4 separate regions of the Homo sapiens genome follow, and regions 1, 2 and 3 are each linked to region 4. The links are chromatin contacts, found by Hi-C or POLR2A ChIA-PET in ENCODE. All regions are on one chromosome and are shown on one strand. Each heading gives the region's core, a stretch centred on a gene start or an enhancer-like site at or near the end of the contact. The rest is flanking DNA. Distances are from core to core; before and after follow the strand shown. Region 1 overlaps CEP83 (centrosomal protein 83). Region 2 overlaps PLXNC1 (plexin C1). Region 3 overlaps CEP83 (centrosomal protein 83). Region 4 overlaps PLXNC1 (plexin C1).

What was found. A loop is a pair of places that touch in the nucleus more often than their neighbours do. ChIA-PET counts read pairs that join two places held with the same protein, here RNA polymerase II (POLR2A). Pooled maps may share reads with other maps.
Region 1: a loop to region 4 is called in a map of naive thymus-derived CD4-positive, alpha-beta T cell, with 6 times the contacts of the local background. The contact joins two enhancer-like sites. A Hi-C loop is called at or near these places in 1 of 168 maps with a recorded cell type or tissue (naive thymus-derived CD4-positive, alpha-beta T cell), 2 of 37 single-sample maps with no recorded cell type and 10 of 50 pooled maps. POLR2A ChIA-PET finds 5 or more read pairs at or near these places in 5 of 52 experiments (WTC11, activated CD4-positive, alpha-beta memory T cell, activated CD8-positive, alpha-beta memory T cell and 2 more).
Region 2: a map of naive thymus-derived CD4-positive, alpha-beta T cell shows a loop between it and region 4 (7-fold over the local background). The contact joins two enhancer-like sites. A Hi-C loop is called at or near these places in 4 of 168 maps with a recorded cell type or tissue (B cell, CD8-positive, alpha-beta T cell, gastrocnemius medialis and 1 more), 26 of 37 single-sample maps with no recorded cell type and 14 of 50 pooled maps. POLR2A ChIA-PET finds 5 or more read pairs at or near these places in 12 of 52 experiments (CD8-positive, alpha-beta memory T cell, T-cell, WTC11 and 6 more).
Region 3: a pooled map shows a loop between it and region 4 (4-fold over the local background). The contact joins two enhancer-like sites. A Hi-C loop is called at or near these places in 2 of 37 single-sample maps with no recorded cell type and 8 of 50 pooled maps. POLR2A ChIA-PET finds 5 or more read pairs at or near these places in 2 of 52 experiments (AG04450 and activated naive CD4-positive, alpha-beta T cell).

Annotation. Positions count from the first base shown.
Region 1 is chr12:94,369,993-94,375,821 of GRCh38, reverse strand. It overlaps CEP83 (centrosomal protein 83), which reads left to right. Exons shown (of 17, transcript NM_016122.3): 9 at 5,786-5,829. Among named protein-coding and RNA genes, the nearest start is that of CEP83, 87 kb to the left of the region's middle. Within about 2 kb of position 3,066, at least 2 of the 41 ENCODE cell types and tissues checked have a DNase peak (open chromatin) inside an H3K27ac peak, as active enhancers do.
Region 2 is chr12:94,206,894-94,213,645 of GRCh38, reverse strand. PLXNC1 (plexin C1) reads right to left here. Exons shown (of 31, transcript NM_005761.3): 5 at 3,942-4,056. Among named protein-coding and RNA genes, the nearest start is that of PLXNC1-AS1, 34 kb to the right of the region's middle. RefSeq lists enhancers at 4,938-5,197, 5,848-5,917. Within about 2 kb of position 4,870, at least 12 of the 41 ENCODE cell types and tissues checked have a DNase peak (open chromatin) inside an H3K27ac peak, as active enhancers do.
Region 3 is chr12:94,423,695-94,429,818 of GRCh38, reverse strand. The region is part of intron 2 of CEP83 (centrosomal protein 83); the gene reads left to right. It also overlaps the pseudogene RBMS2P1. Among named protein-coding and RNA genes, the nearest start is that of CEP83, 33 kb to the left of the region's middle. RefSeq lists enhancers at 76-125, 3,258-3,822. Within about 2 kb of position 1,883, at least 9 of the 41 ENCODE cell types and tissues checked have a DNase peak (open chromatin) inside an H3K27ac peak, as active enhancers do.
Region 4 is chr12:94,299,489-94,306,225 of GRCh38, reverse strand. PLXNC1 (plexin C1) reads right to left here. Exons shown (of 31, transcript NM_005761.3): 28 at 5,169-5,316; 29 at 2,330-2,470; 30 at 2,175-2,249; 31 at 1-1,045. The coding sequence ends at 941. It also overlaps a transcript of CEP83 not described here. Among named protein-coding and RNA genes, the nearest start is that of PLXNC1-AS1, 130 kb to the right of the region's middle. RefSeq lists a silencer at 299-398 and an enhancer at 1,013-1,892. Within about 2 kb of position 1,352, at least 3 of the 41 ENCODE cell types and tissues checked have a DNase peak (open chromatin) inside an H3K27ac peak, as active enhancers do.

The DNA.
Region 1 (5,829 bases), core at 1,817-4,316, 68 kb before region 4:
ATTTTTAATAATTGATTTCTTTATACTGAAATGTTTTATTATATCATTCTGCCTTCTAAGAAATAAATACATTGATCAGTAGAGTATGTTATCTTATGCCTCTATTTCATTCTTTAGAATGCTTGATACTGTACAGTGACAAATTTTGTGTTTAGTTCTCTGTATTGAAATATTTTTAATCCTTTATCATTCTACCTTCCAAATACATGCAGAATCTGATCAATTCTTATGACATCCACTGTGACTATTCCAGTCCAAGCCATGATTTTTCTAGGCTCCATTTCTGTGCTAGGTTGCTAACTGGTCTTTCTGCTTTCTACCCATTCAGAGCTCTGTATGATCTGGATCCTGCAGTCTTTTCACAGCCATGACCTGTATTTTTCCTCCTGTTCACTTTGCTCCCTTTGGCCTTCTCACTCTTTGAGCAAACTCACATCTTGCTCAGGGTTTCTGCACTTGTCTGAGTTTGGCTCAGTCTTCCCTCACGTATCCACATAACTTGCTTCTTCACCACCTAGATGTTGCCTAACCAGGGAGGCTTTCCTTGTCTTCACATTGTAAAACAGCATCTTCCTTCTTCCTCTGTCTTTCTCTCTGTCTTCCTTACCTGCTTCATAGCTCTTAATACTATCTGATATAGTTATTTGGTTTTTATTTTTTGGTCTCTCCTTTTCTTTCCCACCACCTTCCCCTCAACCCAATGTAAGCTCCAAGAGAGCAGGGACATTGTTTTCATCACTACTGCTTTTCCAGCTTCTAGAATGGTGCCGGCACATAGTAGGTACTCAAATATTTCTTCAATGAATAAATTAGTAGTAGCAGCATGATCTACATTTATATTCTCCTTAACAGACTGGATTCAAATTCTGATTTTTTCATTACTAAAAAAAGCTGTGTGACCTTGGGCAGTTCACTGTCTCTCTGAAACTTAAGTGCCTTTGTCTATGCAATGGGACTAATACCTACATTACAGAGTTGTGGCAAAAATTAAATGTAGCTGATGATGAAAATGATAATAGCAGTGATTATACACTGGTGATATCCTTAAATAAGAAAATATTGTAACATAAAGAATACAGAATTTTTAGTCCATTGACTAGTCTGTGTCTCACTGTCTCAATAACTATGTGTAACCTAAGGCAAGTTACCTAATATCATTAGGATCCAATTTCCTTATATCTGTAAGAACCCTTCCAGCCTACTAAGACTGTGTAAGAACTACTAGGAAATAATTTGATTGCCTCCTGATTAACTGTAAGTAGATTATATATTCAACAGATACACATTGAAAGCTTATAACTATAGAGTATACAAAAAAATAGATACAAAACACAAGTAAATTCAGGATATGGGGAGTTTCCATGCTTTTCTTCCAATTCCAGTATAAATTATTTTCAATTTTGTGAAATAATATTGAGTACGTAGTATTTGCAGCACATTGTTCTTGACCTGAGTAGCCAGACTACACTGCTGGAATAATTGGAACCACAGATGTCGCAATAGGACATGGGATGTGCTGGCTTCTGCTGTGGCTTCTCTCTTGGGGGGGCCACCAAGTATAATACTTTTCATGCAGTACATTTTACCTGAGCTCCCTAGCTCACCTGTGTGCTGACCCTGATTTTTCTTCTTTTTTTCCATATATATATACTCTTCCCTATTGCTCTTTCCTCTTAGAGTTAGAGCCTAGGTGATTTCTCCTACTCCGCTGAAGAAAGAACAGCAATCTAGTATAGTATTTATTTCTCTGTGCTTGTTTATTAATACACATTGCTAAGAGTTGCCTGTCTTTTTAAAGGCACACTTGCCTTATTTTGCATATAAATGGAGTATTAAATACCATCCTTCAACTTTAAACAAACCAAGTTTCATTTGAAGTCTTGTATGTAAAGATTCCATTGGAAGGGTAGATTTTAAAATAATATTTCAAACATGACTGCCACAGTTTTCTTTGCAACTTGAAGTTTTCATCAACATTTTGCAATTCTAGCAAATGGTTGTTTGCAGTGCAAAGGAACACCTGGGGTGTGTTTGTCTTAGTTACTCAAATTCATAAATGTTTGTCAGATTTTAGAACAAAGTTATGTCAGTGTGAGTATCAGTGTCTTGGATTAAAAGGTATTACCAAAGATGGCCTGAAAATGATGACCTTAAAGAGATTTCACATTCAGTGAGGTAAATTCTTCTAGTTCCCTCATAAGGTTTTTCATTTTCAGAATGCCAATAAAAGGTAGTTTTAAGAAAGCCACCCAACAGAGTTGTCCTTATTTACCTAAATTAATTGGGTAATTACATCTCAGAACTTTGAAAAAGATCAAGATTTAAGTACCATCTCTTTGGAATCTGTATCCAGAGCTTCTTAGGTAATACATATTGTCAATTATATTTCCATTTCTTGCTTATTTATGCTGTGCTCTTGTGTGTCTTTCTGTGAGTATGTGTACTTTAACAGATACTGACCCCCTGTAAAATGCCCAGTTTTGCCAGTTTTGACATTTATTAAAGTTTTGTTAGTAATATCTGAATACTTCCATTGTGTCAAAACATAAAGCAAATTCACAACATAAAGGCCAGAATCTATATGGCAAACATTCTGTGAAGAACAGGGTGACTTGGTCCAGTGGAGCTTTAGGAGACCATGAATTGCTTGAAATTTTATGCAACATTTTAACATGAGCATTTTATTTAAAAAAAAAATCCCTAATTTTCCTAGGATTTGGGACTTGATCACAAAGAAGATTAAGAACCAAGGATCTAGGGGCAGAAAGAAACTTTACTGTAACATTTGGAATTTGGTTCAGATTACTCATAGAAAAGTGCTATTATTTGTCATTACTGGGTAATACATTTTCATACGTTAAGTAAAATTCCTTTTAGTATATTTTTAGGAAATTAACAGTGTTCATATAAGTGATGCATCAGTGATGTTAGGATAATAGAAATAAGGCAATAAAGAAAAACTTTAGATCCATAAATGAGTACATTTGAATGCAGAGAGGACAGGTAAATTGCTTGAGCATATACCACTGGTTTAACAGCAAAAGTAGGCCTGAAGACAGACCTCACTTGTTGCTTGACTTCCTATTCGGTGTTCTTTCAGTTTCAATAATTGTAGTTTAGTTAAAAATGTCGTCTCATTTCAGTAAATTTCAGGGTGAAATGAATAAGAAATAAGTTTTTGTAGATCTTTTACCATGAGATGAATCAACTTCCTATGAAATAAGATGGCTCTAATTTTCCACCTCATGCAGCTATAGTATGTTTGTTAATGAAATGCTGTGTCATTCTTAACCTTTTACAGTTAGTATATAATAGCAGGTTATAATTACATTTGTCATAGTGATTGGATTTTCTTTGTAATCATATTTCTTCAAAATTTTAAAGTATTTATAATTTAAATTCTATCTGTCCATGAAATTATAATGTAGTAAAATCCAATCTACAGAAAGTTTAAGTATTAAAACAAATTATCAGCTGTTGTCATGTAAACATCATTTTATAAAACTTGCTTTTATAGAAAATAACTTCCAAAAGGAAATTAAAACCACAGGCCAGGTGTGGTGGCTTAACGCCTGTAATCCCAGCACTTTGGAAGGCCGAGGCGGATGGATCACGAGGTCAGGAGTTCAAGACCAGCCTGGCCAAGATGGTGAAACCCCATCTCTACTAAAAATACAAAATTTAGCCAGGTGTGGTGGTGCATGCCTGTAATCCTAGCTACTCAGGAGGCTGAGGCAGAGAATTTGCTTGAACCCAGGAGACAGAGGTTGCAGTAAGCTGAGATTAAGCCACTGTACTCCAGCCTGGGCGACAGAGCGAGACTCTGTCTCAGAAAATAAATAAATAAAAATGCAAAACTGATGTCAGCACAGGGTCACCATTTTATGTACGGTCATTTAAAAATCTACGAGTTAATTTGGAGGGATGTCTTATTGTAGTTACCAGTACATAAGGCAGTACTCACTTTTCTGTTTATTTCCTTTGGATGAGGATTTTGCATGAAACTATTCCTTGAAACGTTTTCAGGACCTTTTGTTGATGGAATATCTTCCAATAAGACACTTCTATTTCTTATCCTTGCCCTCTTTGGCTCTAGGACCTTTTTTTGATTTGTGTCTGACTCCCAACTCCAGTATTTATGGGGTTTTATTGGACTCTTAAGTAAATTGTCTTTTATTTTCCTGTTTCTGCCATCTCACATTTTCTGTATTTGATGTGTATGTATTTGTAGTTTCCTACTCTGATTCCATACTTTTATATATTTGGATAATATATCAGAAAATGGGTTAATCTAACCTTTGTGTTTGTATTGATTAAATCCTTATTATATGACTATATCTAATTTTAGAAGCTCCTTACCAAAGAGAAGGGCTATGGAAAATGAATTTATATGATTTATACTTGTTCCTGCCCCCAATCCCCTACCTAATACTTGTGCACATGCGCACACAGACACAGTCTATACACATTACACTATTTTGTCACCAGATTCAATTGATTCTTCCTTCCCCCCTCCGTTTATTCATTTCTTGCCTCTTAATTGATTTATTTACCTTCAGTTTCTTAAGCCAACAGATTCGCATTAGTTAATTGTGCCACCTTCAACAGCTAACCTGAAAAACAACCCTTTTGTATGGTATATAAAGTTTATTCCCTGCCATTCCTCCACAGATTTCACATCTTCCGGTGCTCTACATGTAATGCTTAGCTTGTTTTAAGAGCAGACCATGTGATGTTATACATATAATAACATTTTGTATGCTGTTCCTTCTACCTAGAATACCTTCTTTGTCCCCAGCACATTTTTTATTCTTAAATTTAATTTTAATTTTTTTTTAGAGACAAGGTCTCACTCTGTTGCCCAGGCTGGAATACATTGGCACAATCATAGCACTGCAGCCTCAAACCCCTAGACTCAAGTGATCCTCTTACCTCAGTCTCCCCAGTGGCTGGGACTAAGGGGCATGTCATGTCTGGCTAATTTTTAAATTTTTTTTTAGAGAAAGGATCTCACTATGTTGCCCAGGCTGGTCTCCAACACCAGGCCTCAAACACTTCCTTCTGCCACAGCCTCTTGAGTAGCTGGGATTTTAGGTGCAAGTTACTGTATCCAGCTGTGGACACTTTTTAAAAGGAAGGTTTCAGGCCAAGTGCAGTGGATTACAACTATAATCCTAGCACTTTAGGAGGCCAAAGCAGGTGGATTGCTTGAGGCCAGGAGTTTGAGACCAGCCTGGTCAACATAGCAAGACCCTATTGCTACAAAAAAATTGAAAAATTATCTGAGTGTGGTGGTGTGCACCTATAGTCCTGACAGCTACTTGGAATGCTGAGGAGAGAGGATCACTTGAGCCCAGGAGTTTGAAGTTGAAATGAGCTATGATCGTGCCACTGCACTCCAGCCTGGATGACATAGCAAGACCCTGTCTTTTAGAAATATTAACAAATTTTAAAAGTTTCAGGGTTTTTTCCCCTGCAGATTTTCCAATCATTGAGTAGTTGATTTTAGATACTTGTAATTAAGTCTTTAAGGCAAGATTAAGCCAAAGGACCATACACAGATATTCGTAAAGAAATGCCTCTGTTCTGTTAGGAAAGAACAGTATTTTCTTAATGTCTCCTTACTTGAAGTACTGTTGCAGGCACTGACACTTCTTTCTTCTTGGAAGATACTTAGACTCTACTTTACTACCAGAGCGTTTTCTTGTTTCCACTTATGTTTTGGGGTAAGTATTGAATGGCAAGAAAATGACCAATAGTAATTTCAGTTTTTAATTATCAACAGGTAAAAGAACTTAAACATTCAAACAAACTGGAAATAACAGACAT
Region 2 (6,752 bases), core at 3,621-6,120, 96 kb after region 4:
AGCTTCTGCACGGCAAAAGAAACTACCATCAGAGTGAACAGGCAACCTACAGAACGGGAGAAAATTTTTGCAATCTACCCAGCTGACAAAGGGCTAATATCCAGAATCTACAAAGAACTCAAACACATTTACAAGAAAAAGCAAACGACCCCATCAAAAAGTAGGCAAAGGATATGAACAGGCACTTCTCAAAAGAAGACATTTATGCAGCCAACAGACATAAGCAAAAATGCTCATCATCACTGGTCATTAAAGAAATGCAAATCAAAACCACAATGAGATACCATCTCACACCAGTTAGAATGGCGATCATTAAAAAGTCAGGAAAAAACAGATGCTGAAGAGGATGTGGAGAAACAGGAACACTTTTACACTGTTGGTGGGAGTGTAAACTAGTTCAACCATTGTGGAAGACAGTGTGGCAATCCCTCAAGGATCTAGAACTAGAAATATCATTTGACCCAGCAAATCCCATTACTGGATATATACCCAAAGGATTATAAATCATGCTACTATAAAGACACATGCACATGTAAGTATATTGCAGCACTATTCACCATAGCAAAGACTTGGAACCAACCCAAATGTCCATCCATGATAGACTGGATTAAGGAAATGTGGCACGTAGGCCGGGCACGGTGGCTCACGCCTGTAATCCCAGCACTTTGGGAGGCCAAGGCGGGCAGATCACGAGGTCAGGAGATTGAGACCATCTTGGCCAACACGGTGAAACCCCATCTCTACTAAAAATACAAAAAATTAGCCGGGTGTAGTGGTGGGCGCCTGTAGTCCCAGCTACTTGGGAGGCTGAGGCAGGAGAATGGCATGAACCTGGGAGGCGGAGCTTGCAGTGAGCCAAGATCGTGCCACTGCACTCCAGCCTGGGCGACAGAGCGAGACTCCATCTCAAAAAAAAAAAAAAAGAAAAGAAAAGAAAAGAAAATGTGGCACCTATACACCATGGAATACTATGCAGCCATAAAAAAGATGAGTTCATGTCCTTTGCAGGGACATGGATGAAACTGGAAACCATCATTCTCAGCAAACTATCACAAAGACAGAAAACCAAACACCACATGTTCTCACTCACAGGTGGGAACTGAACAATGAGATCACTTGGTCACAGGGCGGGGAACATCACACACCGGGGCCTGCCGGGGGGTGGGGGGCTGGGGGAGGGATAACATTAGGAGAAATACCTAATGTAAATGACGAGCTGATGGGTGCAGCAAACCAACATGGCACATGTATACCTATGTAACAAAACTGCACGTTGTGCACATGTACCCTAGAACTTAAAGTATAATAAATAATAACAATAATAATTTTATTTCTGTGTCTTTTCTATTTTTTTTTTTTTTTTTTTTTTTTTGAGACGGAGTCTCGCTCTGTCGCCCAGGCTGGAGAGCAGTGGCGGGATCTCGGCTCACTGCAAGCTCCGCCTCCCGGGTTCACGCCATTCTCCTGCCTCAGCCTCCCAAGTAGCTGGGACTACAGGCGCCCGCCACCACGCCCGGCTAATTTTTTGTATTTTTAGTAGAGACGGGGTTTCACCGTTTTAGCCGGGGTGGTCTCGATCTCCTGACCTCGTGATCCGCCCGCCTCGGCCTCCCAACGTGCTGGGATTACAGGCGTGAGCCACCGCGCCCGGCCGTCTTTTCTATTTTTATTACATATCTCTGCTTTCCTTCTCCACCACATCAGTCATTCCACCAGGGGAGCCCATGTTTACAACCTTGTTTGAATTCTTCTATATTTTTGCCCATGCTCAAATAATCATATAGAGACATATATACATAAACATATACAGGGGCATTTTTTGATCAATATAAGATCATGCTAGGAACACTTTTATGCATCTTGCTGTTTTTACTCAACAAAACCTCACAGAAATCCCTCCAGGACAACTGGAATTGCTCTGATTATTTCTTTTTAATGCTGATCCCATAGTGAGTATGAGGATGTACTATCTTTTAATTGTTTTGTGGAAAGAAATAAAGCTTCTGTGAACAGAGGTTCTTATTATATGGAGGTTTTTCTCTGCCTACAAAGTGACTAGAATGTTACTAGGCATATGATAGGCAGGTAGCAAATAGCCTTTGAATAGAGCTAATAGGTGGAACTGAACACAACCCTAGACTGCCGTCTCCATAGGTCAGGGTCAGGTTTATTTAAACAAAGACCTGAGATTTTCAGGTAAGCCAAAGGTGGCAATAGGGTAGGAAATATTTTGAAATAATGTGATCAAGAGATAGAATCAGATGGCTTATCAACACTATTAAAATAATTAGTCCGAAGTTGGTTTCAAAGGATAGCTTTAGTCAAATTACGAACTTCTTATCTTCTTTGAGAGTGGTGGTGAGCTGGAGAGAGTGAGGCAGTGGCTGTGTGGGAAGTCTCTGGGAAGATTAGGGTAAACCACAGTGGGACTTAGGGCGAGGAAGAAAACACCAGTGGTCGTTTGGGTGGTAAGCAGTTTTGAAATGTACCAGACCAGATATAAACAGTGATTAATTTGTAATAGTGAGCCCCTAGCTAGGTACGGAAGTTGTATAAGCAGCACTTTTAATTTAATGAACAAGCTACTTCCTCCCACTACATTTAGCTGAAGTATTATCCTTAAATTTTTATAAATAACATAAGAAAAAAAATCTTCCAGAATTTTAACCACTTATCAGAGTCCTGGGTATATTCAAGGATTATGGTATTCTACTTTCTACTATTCTCTATTAGCGCCAAATTTGGCTATTTTTCAGACTGATGAGAGAAATTAGAATTTGGATATACCTATGTTTAGATGCCTAAGAATCTTTTCCACCAAATCTATTCACTCTGATTCAGGACTGGTAGAAGTTTGTATGAAAGTTATTATTATTATTTTTTTTCTCCAGGAAGACAACAGAAAGTGACAACAGCCAAATAACTTTAAATCTGTTCGTTCTGATCAGTTACAACTTAGAAGCTTGATTATTTTATTATTTATCACTCATTAAATACTTTGGCTCTCCTTTATTAAATGTTAAATCATCGTAAGTGGTAAAGTTCTTGCTATTTCTCTGAAATGGCAAAGTGTAAGGGAAAAGAGAAAGTGGCCCATTTCCTTGTTAATATGGCATTCAAACAGAACACAGTGAGCTCAACAGACAGGTCAGCTGGCTGCTGTACAGTTATTCATAACAGAGGACTCTGTACAATTATTCATAACACAAGAGCCGTCATTAGGGAGAAAATGCCTCCTTATAGCACCACTGAGACTGCAAGGCAGGAATTCCCTTTTTCCGTAGGGCACGGTTGGCGTGTGCATTTGAAAATGCTTAAATATGCTCCTTGCTCCCTTCTCTCATCCAATGACAGGACTGATGTGTTGTCAAGAGTGGTGCTGCCATAGCAAGGGTCCACTGGCTTTCCAAAGGACCTCACTTGCAATGGTCACTGCCCATGTTGGTCTTCTCTCCATCGCTACCAAGACTGTTGGAAGCTATGTTCATAAGATGGTTACTGGGGAAGCCTCAACACATTAGGATAAGGGACCATTACACTAAACAAAATTCTGCAATTAAGCCACCTTTAAGGTATCTCGTTGACCATGAATCTGAACCTCTTTTTTCTTTATTTTCAAAAGCAATATGTATTTCTACAACATTAGAAGTCCAACTTTTCTTCCAGTTCAACCATTGAGGGTCATCTTCAGCTCCACAAGACGACAAACTCCATGAGAGCAGGCCCATGATGTGACTTGGTTACCGCTGTATCCCCAGCACCTTGCAGAGTGGATGGCATCTGGTGGGCACTCAATATTCGTTAATGAGTGCTAAATGAATGGAGTGCTATCACTAAGCATGTTTGATTGCTAATGGATATTTTACACACAGAAGAAATTTAGCATCCGCTGTGCAAAATGAGACAATACAACGAGGACAAATTAAAATCTTTCCTCTTACCTTTTCTTTACTGCTTCGAATTATCTGAATTTTAGGGCACTTTTTTGCTCCAGACGAAATATCCAGCCAGTTTTCTAAGTTCTCTGAATGTACACAATCTCCTTGAAAAGTGCACCTAAAAAAACGAGGCAACAAAACAGCGACCCCATACGTGTGTTAGTTAAAACAGCGACCCCATACGTGCATTAGTTAAAACTTTCTTATACTTGGCTTCAGTACAAAATGCCAGACCTTGTACAGTGGATTATTGATTTGAGCGAGAATAGGAACATGATGCTAAAACCATGAAAAGCAACAAGAAAACAGCAGAGCATTTTTTTCCATCATGTCTAGGAGCAAAGAACAAATGTAGACAACATGGTGAACTTCGACTCCTGAGCCATCTCTCAAGATGACATCGCCAAATATATCTGAAACACATCCTCCCATGGATTCTGAAATAGGGAGCTCCCTTTTAGAAATGCCTAGCAAAGAACAGCTCAAGGAAGAGTTCACATATTGTATAAATTTTAGGTTTGCTATTCATTCTCAGAATATCAACCTATTGTGTAACTTGATTTTGTTTAAAAATAATAACAAAGTTACTATTTTGTGCTTTGCAGTATGATAATTAAATAGAAAAATTTCAAGGGCAGAGTCTGCCTAAGAATTTGATAAGACATTCCATAACCATCTGCTACATACCATTTATTTAGACAGATACCAAATTATATCAAAAGATATAGGTGAAACATTTTTCCAGGGCCATTTTCCCAAGTCAGCCAGCTCAGAGGCTGACCCAGATAAGTCTTAAGCTGTGGCCAGGGCCAACTACTTTGATAAAGAGATGCTCAGAAGCTGAGTGGTGAGATCACTGGCTTGCTTGATGTGTCAGTCACTCTAGGTCACACTAACTTGGGAACCCTTGCCTCACCAGACGGGGCACCAACCTGGCAAGAAGAACAAATACCAACAGCACGTTATCGCCAAAGGGTGTTGGACTCCACAGATATTCCATTGAATAGCATCAAGGAAAGAACGAAATATTTCTAGTACTACACCTCCTCAAGGCTGAAGATTAAAATGCAGGGGTGGTAAACCAGTGATGGTGAATTTTTAAAAGAAACTGAAAACACATGAATCATGAGATTGAAAAGCAACCAAATGATGACCACATTCAGCTACGGGGAGTCCCGGAGGGGATCCGAGCGGAATGAGGAATGGATGGGCCCAAACAGTGTATTTGGCTTCCTAAAGGTTTTATTTTTTCTCCTTTCTCTACTCTCTCTCTCTTTCAATTCTTAAGAATTTAGGCCTCATGGCTTCATCTTTGAGCTCTGTGTTAATTTGAATATGGCAAAAATAGAACAGGAAGTCAGTGAGTTTCACTAAACGTCATCCCCAAGCACAATACCTTTAGCATGTCACCGGCTTCTGACATTTGGGGAACCCTGCTCCCAATAAGCACATCTGTGTTCCACCTCCCACTACATCTGTGTCAGTTTCTTCTCCAACATTATAACCATGGGGATTTTCATCGGCAATTCTCCAAAGCCATAAATTTATCTGACCCTTGATGGCTAGCTCATCCGTCAAAGACATTAAGTTCAAATTAAACCGCCTGTCAATGTCAGAGAGAGTTTGCAACGGAGAGACAAGCACTGCTGGATTGAAAAACAGAATGACGAAGCTGGTTCTTTCGGTTGTATCTGAAATAGATCATGACTGTCAAAAACTCCCTGCCTCTCATGGGCACTCCGGTTTGTGTAAGGCACTTCCTCTGCCTATAAGAAAAAAAAAAATAAGCCAATTCCGAAGAGACTGGAGTACAAATATTTTTGTTGGCTCTTAATGCTGCCTGGGAGTCAAAGCCTAAGGCTGCCAAAAAAACAAGTGTAAAATATTTCATACAAATAGTGCTACAATTTGCCAATTTGTAGGCAGAAAACAGTAGTGCCACTGAGTTATCACTCCCTTTTCTGAACTCCTATAGCATTTCTTGTCAGAAGTACATATTTCGGTATTTAATCATATGCTGCCTCGAATTACAACTTAACTATTTCATAAGTCTATCTCAGTTCTCCCCAAGTAAGCTCTAAGCTCCTCAAAGAAGGGAGAAGGTCTTTAATATTTCTTTAGCAAATCCCTCAGTGTCTGGCAGCATGATATGCAAATACTAGGGTTTCAATAAATATTTTTGAATGAAAGGATGAAATATGAAATCTCTATAGGTCTTTTCTGTTGCTGATTTTTCTTTCTAGAGTTTTAATTCATGTCTGACTCCTCCTCATGCCAAAGAGACTATTTTTAAAACAAGCAAAAAGTTTAAATCTGGGGACAAATTGGGGGTGAGGTTTCCATTTTACTTTTTGAAAAAAAAAGGGAAAAGAAAGTATAAAATGAACCTTTCATTTTTTATTCTGCATAAGGCAAAAACAAAATCTAACCATGTTAAGCAACTAAACATAAATTCCTTGTTTTTATATATATATAAAAAAACAACCCACCACCTCTGAACTCCTATTCTTTGCCTCTCACCAGTACAAATAAAAAATGAAAAAATAAAAAGCAAACCATGACACCAAGTATGTATAACCAGATGGCCAGCCAACAACAGTATCTTATTACTTCTCAAATACTGCAGATTATAAAATCTTCATGACAGCATATTACTCATACATTTACATTTCTTACAGAGCAGATCTTATAGCTCCCATATTTTAGTAAACAAAGCTAGTTACTCTGAAATAATTCCTTTTGAAAGCTATCACTCTAATTCCTGCGTATCAACAAGAGCAACGGTCAAGTGCATAAACACTTGAGCCACTGCCC
Region 3 (6,124 bases), core at 634-3,133, 120 kb before region 4:
GTGCAGCCTGTGTTTCACTCACATTTTAGTCCTGGTGGTGGCAGCTCATGCTTGGCTTGTGCTTTAGCCTGGGCAGTGGAAGCTCATGCTTTGCTTATTCCTTAGTCCTGGTAGCACAGTGATGGCAGCTGTGGGTGAGGGACTCTGGGCACATGAAAATGAGTGGTGGCTCCACTGCTGGAAGCAGTGGCTGAGATTGGAGCCAGAGGCGTGCACTTTGGCCCCAGCATCAGGAACCAGGCATGGTGGTAGCTGTGGGCTGGGTATGTCAGTGGGACTCCAGGGATGTGAAGAGACAGGTGCTGTTAAGCCCAAGCACAAGGTGCAGTCTGTTGGGACTGAGTTCTCAAAATGGTGTCTTACTATAGCTGCAGGACTGGGATGGGGAGTGGAGAGGTTGGTGTGCCCCAGCGTGAGCTCCCTCTCTGGAGCAATGCTGTTGTGCACTCTTCATGCAGTTCCCTTTGTTAGTTTCAGGGCCTGTGAGGGTCCAGGGCCTCTACTGTGGCTAGGATTGCAAGTATCCATGGTGGGAATGTGGACCCCTGGGCATCTCTCATTTACCCTTTCCCCTGACTGGGAATTCTCTCCAGGCTCTTAGCTAATCTCGGATAAGCAGGCTGCCTCACTTCTCTCTCTTTCCTTGATTTAGGTGTTTCCTGTCACCTCTTTGTTGAATTCCTTAATGTTTTACAATTTAAAAACTTCCTGAATTTATGACTTTGTATAGGTAATATGTGCACATGGTAAAAAAATTTTAAGTCCAGAAAGTTTAAATAGTCCATTTTCTCTCATCCTTATTCAGTCAGCAATTGTTGGTTAACAAGTATATTCCACTGACCATCATAAACTCCTTGAGGACAAGGATTTTCTTTTATTTATTTCTGTATTCCTGTATCCAACAAAGTGTCTAGCATATTAAAGGTACTTAGAAAATATCCATGGAGTACTCTGAATATGGGCAGGCTCTTCTTTCCTCATGAGAAGTGTGCTTGACTTGATGGTCTGTATATTTTTTATATCTCTCAAAACCCTTTTACTGTAAGTAGACCATTCAGTAAATGTGGTATAGCAGTCACTTAATAAATATTGGTTGTTTAATCAGTTTTTTAAAGTATATGGTTTTAACATTAACCTGTGTGTCTTGAGGATGGCTTTTATTTATCTCCTTTTTCTGGCTGTGAAAAATTTTATACTTGCTTTGTGACAGATTCAAAATAATGAAGAGAATGTTTGTGTTAACTGCAGTAAAATATCAGTTAAACTCAGTTTTAAGTATCAATTTCTCTTTAACTTTTCAGATTACGGCATAAATCTCATAGAAGTAAAATTAAATCAGGATTTATTTAAAAAACAATTTTCAGGATATGCTGTTGCATCAGTAGATAATCTTTATTGTGTATTAGCAGCCATATTATGGGTAGCCTTTTCTATTTCAGAAGAAAGGTGGGACTGTGAGCAAAGAAGAATATACAACTCACACAGAGGTGCTAAGTGCTCATAAATCTTCTGGAAAGTCCCCATGTTATTGTAACAGACCTTACATTAAGAAATGTTAAAATGAATTTGGACAAGAATCATCTTTGCCTTTCAGATCACAACTTTCAGAGACTTTGGTAATTTACACTAAGCATTTGAGGTTGAGTCATTACTATGTCCTACTTTCTAGATTCTTTTGTGTGAATTAAGCTGTGCAGAGGCAGACAGTACAATCGTAAAAATAGAATAACATTTTAATTTAGAGTGCTTGGTGGTTGATTGCTAACCACTTGAATACATATCTTCTTCCTTTTCTCATTCCTTGCTCTCCCTTGTTTCTTTCTAAATCACAATTACAGAGCCTGGCACCTTACCAGGGCTTTGAAGGGTCTGCTCCCAGCTGCACTTCAGGTTCTGGCAGGGCGTCAAGTTGTGACTTTTTTTTTGTACGCAAGACATCCTGGATGGCTATCCAAAGGCTGTTTGGGTGACTAGTGCAGGATTATCTCTGGATTTTGAAGAAATTCATTTCTAATGTTTTGTTTATAAGTAAAGTAAATGCCTGGTGTAGGTCCTCCCTAGACTTTTAATGTTGTTTTTTAAAAAACATCATTCACTTTGAGGGCATGTAGTATTTAAAACATTGTTTTGAAATATTCAAAGGCATAGCATGTGCTTTTAATGGAATGTGTTTTGGAAGCTTTCCATGAGCATCAGCAGCTGTGCTTTTTTGAATATTTTGAATTACCATACTTTGGGGCAGACATTGTACTACTCACTGCTTAAAAAATACAGTGCCTATGCAAAATAAAATGTCATATGGAGGTCTGTAAAGCTGGGACTAGTCAAAAGAAGTGGTAGGAAGGACACGTGGATGTGATTATGTATTTGTAATGGTTGCAAAGAGAAGATGAAGAATTTGGAAAAAGGTTGTACTAGTCTTTTAAAAACTGCCTTTCACTGAGACTAGCCCAACAAGTGCTCACTGATTAACAGGCCAATCGAGATAATGTTTCACTTTTTTTCACTTATTGCTGTTTGAACTCTGTACTTTACTTTAAAAAATTTTCAATATGAATTTCTGTATTTAGTAAACTGCACAGTAGGAGACGTTTTATTGTGTATTTCAAGCATCTAATGTATGTGTAAGTGTCTTGCAGATAATTGATAGCTGTGTATTGACTGATTGAAATCAAAGAAGTCTAACCATGGTAGGAATTTAAAATTGTGTTAGAAATTTTGAGTTTGATAAACCTTTTTATAAGTAAATATAAATACAAGAGAAAGCCATTGTATTAGTTACTTGTGGCTGCTGTTACAAATTACCATATAATAGGTGTCTCAAAACAACAAAAAAATTATTCTTTCAACATTTTAGAGATTAGAAGTCAGAAATCAAGTTGTTGGCCAAGCCACGTTCCCTCTGAAGGCTCTGGGTTAGAATCTTTTCCTTGCCTTTTCCAGCTTTTTGTGGCTGTAGGTTTTCCTTGGCTTATGGCTACATCTTTCCAGTCTCTGTCTCCGTGGTCACATTGCCTCTTCCTCTTCAGTCTCAAACTCCCTCTCCTTCTCTCTTAGAAGGATACATGTGATTGTTTTGGATACATAATCCAGCATAAGCCTCTCCTCTTAAGATCCTTAATTTAATCACCCCACCCTTTTTTTAAAAGTATATAAGGTAATATTCATAGCATCCAGAGATTAGGAAATGACATATTTTGAGGGCTAGCATTCAGCCCACTATTGTTTGGAAGACTGTTTCTGAATTTGGAGGAGAAAAGTGAATCGAGGCTAAAGTAGCATTAGAATGGTGAGCACATTATTTGTTCATTTGTTATTTTTGAGCTCTTAATATGTGCCTGTGGTTTTTTAGGTGTTGGGATTATGAACATGAGTAAGACATGTTTCTTGTCATGGACAAAGTTACATTCCATGTGTTGTATATACTAAAATGCAAGATAAAACACAGAATAATGAACTATTTGGGAGGGTCTTTACTTCATGGAGGAAGTAATGCATTCCTGAGCTGGGTTTTGAAGGCTGAATAGGAATTCACTAGATCAGAATACAAAGAGATGGAAAAAGCCTTCTGAGCAAGGAAATTAGCATTTACAAAGCCATGGCGGTAGAAAACAGCAGTATGTGCTCAGGAAGCTAAATGGTAATTAGTGCAATGAGACAAATTTTAGATTTGTTTTCATTTCTTTTTTTTTTTTTTGAGACGGAGTTTCGCTCTGTCACCCAGGCTGGAGTGCAGTGGTGTGATCTTGGCTCACTGCAAGCTCCACCTCCCAGGTTCACACCATTCTCCTGCCTCAGCCTCCCGAGTAGCTGGGACTACAGGCGCCTGTCACCACGCCCAGCTAATTTTTTTTGTATTTTTAGTAGAGATGGGGTTTCACTGTGTTAGCCAGGATGGTCTCAAGCTCCTGACCTCGTGATCCGCCCACCTTGGCCTCCCAAAGTGCTGGGATTACAGGCGTGAGCCACCGCACTGGCCTGTTTTCATTTCTTATATACACATTAGCTATTAAAATCTCCCATTTTGCCAGCTACAGCATAAATATTCTTTGCTGTGATGGTTCTTAAAGCAAAAATCTTTTCATAGATTAAGACGGTCTGTGAACAGCCATTAAATACATGAAAAAGTGCTTCAGGAAAACGTAAATTAAAATCATAAGGAGATACCACTTTATGCCTCCTAGAAGGGCTACAATTAAAGGGACTCACAACATCACATTATTACCCACACGACAGATGGGTTTGGTTGCTTGGCAGGTATCATCAACTCAGTGCTCACAACCAAAGAGGATTTAGCATGAGGATTTTATTACTTGCAACAAGTAAGGAGAACATGGGGATAGTTCCTAAAGCAGGGGCCTGAGTCAGGTTTTATAAGTGTAGGATAACAAGGCATGATCTGATTGGATCTTGCAATGAGGTGGTACTGGAGGCATGATCTGACAGGATCCCTCCATGGGATGATGCCAGAGCTTGATCTGATTGGATCCTGGATCCTGCCATGCAATGTCTGCTTCTTAATTCAGTCCCCATTTCTTGGTCCAAGCACTTAGGTTCCTCCTGAGATTGCAGTCTTGGCTCATCTGAGCATGCTCAGGTTATGTGAGCTGAGGGTCCATGGCAGCTGAAAAATAACTCACAATTTATTACATAAAAGTTGAACCAGAGGCAGCCCCCCTTCATCTCTCTCCTCCTGCTCCTTTTCTCCTCCTTTCTCCTCCCCCTCCCTTTTTTCCTCCCTCCCTCTCCCCCTTTCCCTCGATCCCCTCCTCCCTCCCTCCCCGTCTTTCTTACCCCCTCCCTTTCTCTCTCTCTCTCTCTCTCACTCGTTCCCTAACATTAAAGAGAAAATGCTGCTATCCGTGACTTCCAGGCCCGGGATTTCTACTTTTGGCTACAATAGAAACAACAAGAAGCCATATGTGTCATTGGCTCAGCAGATGGCACCACCTAGCCCAAGCAACAGTACACCTAACAGCAGTAGTGGAAGCAATGGAAATGACCAGCTGAGCAAAACCAACCTATACATCCGAGGATTGCAACCAGGCACTACTGACCAAGATCTTGTCAAGCTGTGTCAGCCATATGGCAAGATTGTTTCCACTAAGGCCGTACTGGACAAGACCACAAACAAATGTAAAGGCTATGGCTTTGTAGATTTTGACAGCCCTTCAGCAGCACAGAAAGCTGTAACAGCACTGAAGGCCAGTGGTGTACAGGCACAGATGGTAAAGCAACAGGAACAGGACCCCACAAATTTATACATCTCAAACCTCCCACTGTCAATGGATGAGCAGGAACTGGAGGGGATGCTGAAGCCCTTTGGCCAGGTTATCTCCACCCGTATCCTTCGAGATACCAGTGGGACCAGCAGAGGTGTTGGCTTTGCAAGGATGGAGTCCACAGAGAAGTGTGAAGCCATCATCACCCACTTTAATGGAAAATATATTAAGACACCCCCTGGAGTACCAGCCCCATCCGATCCCTTGCTTTGCAAATTTGCTGATGGCGGGCCAAAGAAACGACAGAACCAAGGAATATTTGTGCAAAATGGACGGGCTTGGCCAAGGAATGGAGACATGGGCATCATGGCCTTGACCTATGACCCCACCACAGCTCTTCAGAATGGGTTTTACCCAGCCCCTTATAACATCACCCCCAACAGGATGCTTGCTCGGTCTGCACTCTCCCCATACCTTTCCTCTCCTGTGTCTTCGTATCAGAGAGTGACTCAGACATCTCCTCTACAAGTACCTAACCCATCCTGGATGCACCACCATTCATACCTCATGCAGCCTTCAGGTTCAGTTCTGACACCAGGGATGGACCATCCCATTTCTCTCCAGCCTGCCTCCATGATGGGACCCCTTACCCAGCAACTGGGCCATCTCTGCCTCAGCAGCACAGGCATGTATATGCTGACGGCTGCAGCTATGCAAGGAGCTTACATCTCCCAGTACACCCCTGTGCCTTCCTTCCAGTGTTTCAGTCGAGGAGAGCAGCGGCCAACAGAACCAAGTGGCAGTGGACACACCCTCAGAGCATGGGGTCTATTCTTTCCAGTTCAACAAGTAACAGTGGGATTCCCCTCCCCATCTTTACTGAGTAGAAATGAATTCTTGGA
Region 4 (6,737 bases), core at 103-2,602:
AATCACACACAAGTATTCATAACCACAGGGTTCACCAGAAATCTAAAGCAAGGAGACACTCACTCATATAGAAATGGAGTTACTCTTCCACAGATCGTTCTGATCAAAGGTTTTGGAACAGAAATGAATTAATGATTTTTTTGTATAATATCCAACATGTCCACTATCAAATACATTTAGTATGAAAAAACAGATGAAGAAAAGGAACATACATTAGGACAAAGTATCTGGTTAAAATGCTGTTCATTTAAATAAAGCCCACTCTCCTTACTTTAGAGCTCCTTGGTGAAATGGAGGTGAGTTTGATGGAGTGCAGTTGATGACCACTGAAAAACACGAGCCCTTTCAACAATGTTGCAACACTGTTAGTTTTTGGTTTAAACACACACACACACTCACAAATGCTAAGTGTACACTACCAAATTCTGCGGTCAGCTTTTCCAAGAACTACTGGGGAAAGTTTCAATGCTGCAAATCCTCGAGGTTGCCCTAACACCCCCACCTTGTTTCCAAATGACTCATTTCACATTTTGTTTTGAGCACTGGCAGTATCCCTTTACAATGCAGAGGTGCAGTGTAGCACAAGTGCTACATAGCTGTAGTTTTCAAACAAAACCACTTATATCATTGTGCTTAAGTGGAGACTGTAGTTACAATACTGACATTCGCTTACTGGCCTTGTATTCTCTGTAAACAAGGAGGCTGTTTGCAACAACCACTTCAACTCTATTTACAGAAGGGTTCCCACGGTATACACACAGGCACAAGGGTTGGTATGCTTTCTAAAAGCTGTGCATGTGCCTTGGTCTCTTAAAAAGACAGTGCCCAAAGTGGAACCTATGTGCAAACAACAAATTAACGACACAGAGTAGCTCAAGCAGCCATTTTGCTCCCAAGTCGTCTGAAGAACTTTGCCAGATTAAGCCAGGCCCCAGAGTGCTTACATCCACTTGCATTTCTTCTTTTCATCAAATAAGACTTTTACATGCAAGAGTTGTTTCTGAGCTTCTTCCAGCCCTCGTTCTCTTTCTAGTTTATTTAGAATCTGTTGACAATTAGAACAGTTATTTTAGATATTGTGGTTTTAGCGTTACAATTCTGTTTTTTGCATACCTGATGCTGTGAGTGGTAAAATCTGTATGAAACAGATGCCAACATTTTCTTCCATCATTTACATACTCACTTTGCAAGTTGTTTTGCTAAGTCCTTATCACAGGATCAACAATACCTTGGCTTAAAATAGAAGCTCGCAAGAAATACCAACTATTTGCTTACAAATATGGGGCCAGGCTTCCTAGGCCCTGCTTTATGCATTATGTCACAGCCATTCCAAGCACAGCAAGCATTCCTGGGCAGCCAACATGCAGGCAAGTATTTCTCCTTAAATGCAGCAGGCAGGGACATCCTGGTCAGAGACAGATCCTTCCCTTCCCTCCCATCTGGGCAGTGTAGTCCCTCCTCGTGCTTCCCTTCTCTCCCCTGACCCCTGGAACGAGGGATGCTTATCATGTTTAAGAACTCATTGCCTCTACCCTACCTTAGAGCTTCACTTCATCTTCAAGTAGCAAATGGAATTGGTGAGCTATTCTCACCATTGACATGGATAGCCTGTCCCAGCATGATTGGGGGGGAATCAGGGAAGGGGGAGTTAACATTTGTTTGGAAACAAAGCATCTGATGAATGTGTCTGTTTGAATTTCCAAAGAAAAAAACCCAGATTAAGGAGAATTAATCATAAAGGAGAATGGTTTATTGAAATAGTCGCTTAAGTTAGAAATATGTCATAATTTCATATAACGATTGAATACAGAATCTAGGCAATTTAACAAGCTTAGCTTTCATTTTTAGCAAATTACAATCAAGCATAAGCTGACCCCATTTAATAGGGCCACTACTTACTCATCAAAGTTAACTTGAGTCAGGGTGGCTGTAGGCCCCATGAACTCAAATGTAAATTCAGGCTGGTCCAAATGTGGGCAGCATGATAAAACTGTAAGGGGGGCAGCCATGTACAGGGTCTGGCTCAGTGCCAGGATCCCCCATCTCAGACAGGCTTCCTGGCTTCCCTTTCTGGCCTTTTGGGATGCCAGAGCTGTTCTGAAACTGACAGAATGCTATAACCACATCCTTGTGCCTGATTCAAAGGTTAAAAACAATGTTATTTAAAATCTTACCTCATCAAAATATTTTACGATGTATTTGTAAATTTCTGTCAAGGCCACTTCTTCATTAAATTCATTTTCATGTTTCTAAAAGAAAGACTTGTTGAGAGATTCTGAAATGACGTAAAGTAACCAAATATAAGCTTATTTCTGCTTTCTAATGATACCTTAGATTCCTGAGTTAAAAATTCTTCCATTTCTGAGGATGACAATGGAGGCAAATCCCTGATTGCTTTGTAATAAGATTTTACTTCTTCTTTGTAGGTTGGGATATCCTTGGCATAGAGAAGCTTATTAGTTGGTGCTTCCTGGGGAAAAAAAAAAAAAAAAAGCAACCATCACCAAAAGAGTAAAAAAAAAAAAAAAAAAAGATGGAGGAATTTATAATATTCCAATGTAGCTGAACCCCCACCACCAACCAGTTTTACCTCTTGCTAACAAGGCTTCATGCAGTAGGCCTTAAATGTTGTTGACTGAATGACTGACTGCTATCTAGATAGTTCTGGTGAGTCACTGTTATTTTCAGGCAGATTAAATGCTAATATATTCTGCCTTCCTCTCATAAAAGAACTAAAATTATTATTTTTGCATGATTTTGAGTTACTGTAACAATGGAACTTATTTCAATCATAGTTCATTACTAATGGTTGTAAAAAGCCTGAATTAAAACATTTGCTCTCATCCTCACCCACCAGTGAATTTGGCATTTACAAAAGACTTGATTGTAGGTCTGATTGAGCCCTTTATATAACCATGAAACTGGTAAGTAATTGGCAGAGGCAGATTTTCCAGCTTGTCCCTTTTATTTCATTAGATTATAGACATCATCCAGTTTCTTCAGGGAAGCACATGGTCATTAGTATTGGTGGCTCTGATGTGTGATTTTGCAGAGGTTCTCTGGCAATTTGAATGATTCTACGTAATTATAACAGTGATATTTAAAAATTAAATATGATTTTATTTTTAAAAATCATTATTTTTCACAAAACTTTAAAAAATTCTACTCAGGGAAGATAGGTAAGTTAATGATAGGGCTAATGTCCCAGCCCATGAGGCTGAATCAATGGCTTGATGAATCATTCTGAAGGATGCCTAGAGACTGAGATATTATTGAGATTTTCTCATTTGTCAAATTTAAGTGGAACCCAGAAATCATGCTATCATTCATTCATTCAATAAACATTATTAAGCACTGGAGCAGGCATTGAGAGTACAATGATAAAGACTAGTGGCTGCCCTTGAGAAGCTTACAATCTAGTTGCAAAGACAGATTTATGAAGTGCTTACTATGATACAAATAATTAGCAGCAGTAGTTGACAGAAAGAGTTGGACAAATCAGAAATCATAATTCTGCTACTTTGTGTGGTTTCAGGCAAGACTTGTAACCTCCCAGAACATCAATTTTCTCATCTATAAAATGAGGGTAATAATAACTACCTTATTTGGTACTTGTGAGGATTAAGTGAAGTGTGTCAAGAACATAATTCATAAACAACTGTTTTTAGTGTGAACAAACATTTAAGTGCCTTTCAGTGTGCTGCATGCTAAGATGAACTTTATTAGTCAAATGAAGAAAGTGCTGTAGGAAATATATTGGGGAAAGTTCACAAAGTAGGCATATGTAGACTGATCTGAGTCTCCTACAGTTTCTGGTCCTCATTAGGAAATCATATTTGTCGAATGAATAAAATGTTTATGATGAATGAATGGGTAGGATTTTACTAGACAGAGGGACTGTGAGACAGGAAAGATGAGCAAAGGGGTGTGAGAACAAGTTCATGGTGTGAACTTGGGAAAAGTAAAAGCTGTAGCACAGTGGGTATGTGGGGCGTGCAAGAAAATAACGAGGCCAGCAAAGAGGGCTGAAGCCCATCAGGAAGCACTATGTGGCACTGTGAAGACTTTAGCTGGTAGGTAATGGGAAATAGTTGCAATTTTTAAGAAGCAGACTGACATCATCAGATTTATGTTTTAGAAAGATTACCTGAGAGACAGTGAAAAGGAAAAGTTTAGAAGGAAAGGTGGACAGCAGGGGCAAGGACACCAATTAGGAAGCAGTTATCCCAGTAGGGACGGGATGAAGGGATAAGGCTAAGTGATAAGGCTAAGGAAGGAGGAGGGAGCGACAGACATTTGAGACAGAAGTAAGTGGTAACCAATAATTTGGGGATAGAGGTTGGAAGGAAGAGGAGTCAAAGATAACGTTGAGGATTCTACCTTGAGAGACTAGGCAATGCTAGGGAAGACAAAAGTAAAAACAGGTTTGTTTTGCAGAAATACTGCTGATAAAGAGTTTAGATTATGACTGGGAGTCTGAGGCACCTGTGGAACATCAGTCTCCATTCATTCCAGGTACTCTTAAAGTCCTGCCCAAGAACTCCTCCTCAGTGTTCAAAGATCCATTAGGCACAGATATTGCTCAGTTTAGTATATTTTGGAGCGCTCAAATAAGACCAAAACATCTCTTTCGAAGTTTGCTCTGATTTTTGTCTTTCTTTGAGTTCTTGGGACTATTGATCAGCAAAGAAAACCATAGGAAAACAGTACTCATGCTTTGATTAGAAACTGACAAACTGGTATTGTTAGAAATCTTGAGCAAGATTTTGTGTCCCATAAGCAATGTGTTATATTCAAATAGGCATTTTATGTATATTCAAATAGAATTGATTTAGGCAAATTTCAATGGTTGCATATTTTGGGTTAATAGTTTATCAGTGTCCATAGAATATTTTTCTAGGAAACAAAACGCATACTTTGTGATAAAGTTTTTCACAGGCAGAATTCTGCAGTTGGGTGGGGCTAATTATTTTGTTTTTCACTTTAAAAAAATTAGATTAAAAATAATGAGACAGATTTTAAATAACAGCAAATTGACAGTGGCCCTTGCTATCTCTTTTTAGCTGGTGTAGTTTAGACCAATTGTTTATTATTTGAATGCTTATCAGAAAGACAAGTATGTCAAACTCATAAGACTGCATACAAGAAATACTCAAGCTGGGCCTTACCTTCCCTAGTTGCTGCTCTGTGAGAGAAAATGCATCCATGAATGCCTGGGCAATCACTGACAAACAGCCGTCTATATGTGGTGTCTTCTTAATGTCAAAGACAAACTGAGGGTTCTTCAGGATGTTTACCCAGAAGCGAAGAGGAAGGCTGTTCAAAGAGAGAATAATCTCTTTTCAAATAGGGCCATTCATGAAGCCAATGGTCTGTTTATCACAGTTTGTAAACGGGTGTTTTTGTCCTTGTTATTGAAGTATACAACTCTGCTTAGCCAAACATACCAAGCAACAGACAGAAGCGTCACTTGGAGAGAAGAAGAAAGGGTTAACTGGCAGAGCTACTGTAAAAGAAGGATAGAGGAGGGTAAGTTTGAAAGTGGCCATGGGCAAGAATTTTCTCCAGATAGCTCTTGATTATAATCTCTCTCACCTGGATTATTTCCCATCTCCTGACAGTTTGTTCTCACATAACTATCAGCAGTCCTCTCAACACAGAATCAGACCATGTCTCTCCTCTGCTCCAACCCTCTGAGGCTCTCCATCTCCCTCTGGATAACACCCTGCATGACCTGGCCCTCCTATCCCACTGCTCCTCACCGCGCTCATTCCAACTCTCCTGTTCTCCTTGCTATTTTTCATATGGGCCAAGCAAGCACGTGCCTCACAACTTGTGCTCTTGGCGTCTGTCTGCCTGAAACTTTCTTGCCTCAGGTAGTCTCATGGTTTATGCCCTCTCCTCTTTCAAGACTTGGTTCAAGTGTCACCATCTCTGTGAGGCCTTCTCAGATCACCTAGTCCTGACACATACTAGCCTCCTTTCCTACTTTCTCCACTGCACTCATCATCTGCTAATGTGCTACTGTTTGCATATTGCATTTAGTGTCTGTCCCCAACTATTAGAATGGGACCTGGACTTTCATCTGTTTTGTTACTATATCTCCAGCAACTAACTGCTTGGCCCATAGTAGGTACTCAAATACCCGAACATGAACTTGGGACTGGTTCAAAGTCCTTCCATTATCTCCTTTTCAACTCTGGCCTAGCTCATTACCTCCCCCATATGCTGCTAGGTCTCCCAACAGCTCTACTGTCCTGGCTGCTGCCCCTGCTCAGATGCCATAATCTTCAAGGTGGAATGGTGGCCCTCAGCTCCCAGTCTTGATGTGGGAGTGGCAGGGACTGGAGATAAGAGGCTAGAACAGGCCAGGGGCAGTGGCTCACACCTGTAATCTCACTACTTTGGTAGGCTGAAGCAGGAGGATGGCTTGAGTCCAGGAGTTTGAGACCAGCCTGGGCAGTGTAGTGAGACCTCATCTCACAAAAAGTTTTAAAAGTTAGCTGAGTGCGGTGGCATGCTCGTGTAATTCCAGCTACTTGGGAAGCTGAGGTGGGAGAATTGCTTGAGCCCAGTAGGCAGAGGTTGCAGTGAACCGAGATCCCACCACTGCACTGCAGCCTGGGCAACAAGAGTGAGACCCTGTCTCAAAAAAAAAGAGGCTAGAACACAGGAAGAGAAGGGAGCAAGCCAGCGTAGAGAATTGGGATAGGCCTGGATTAAATGGGAGATTAGAC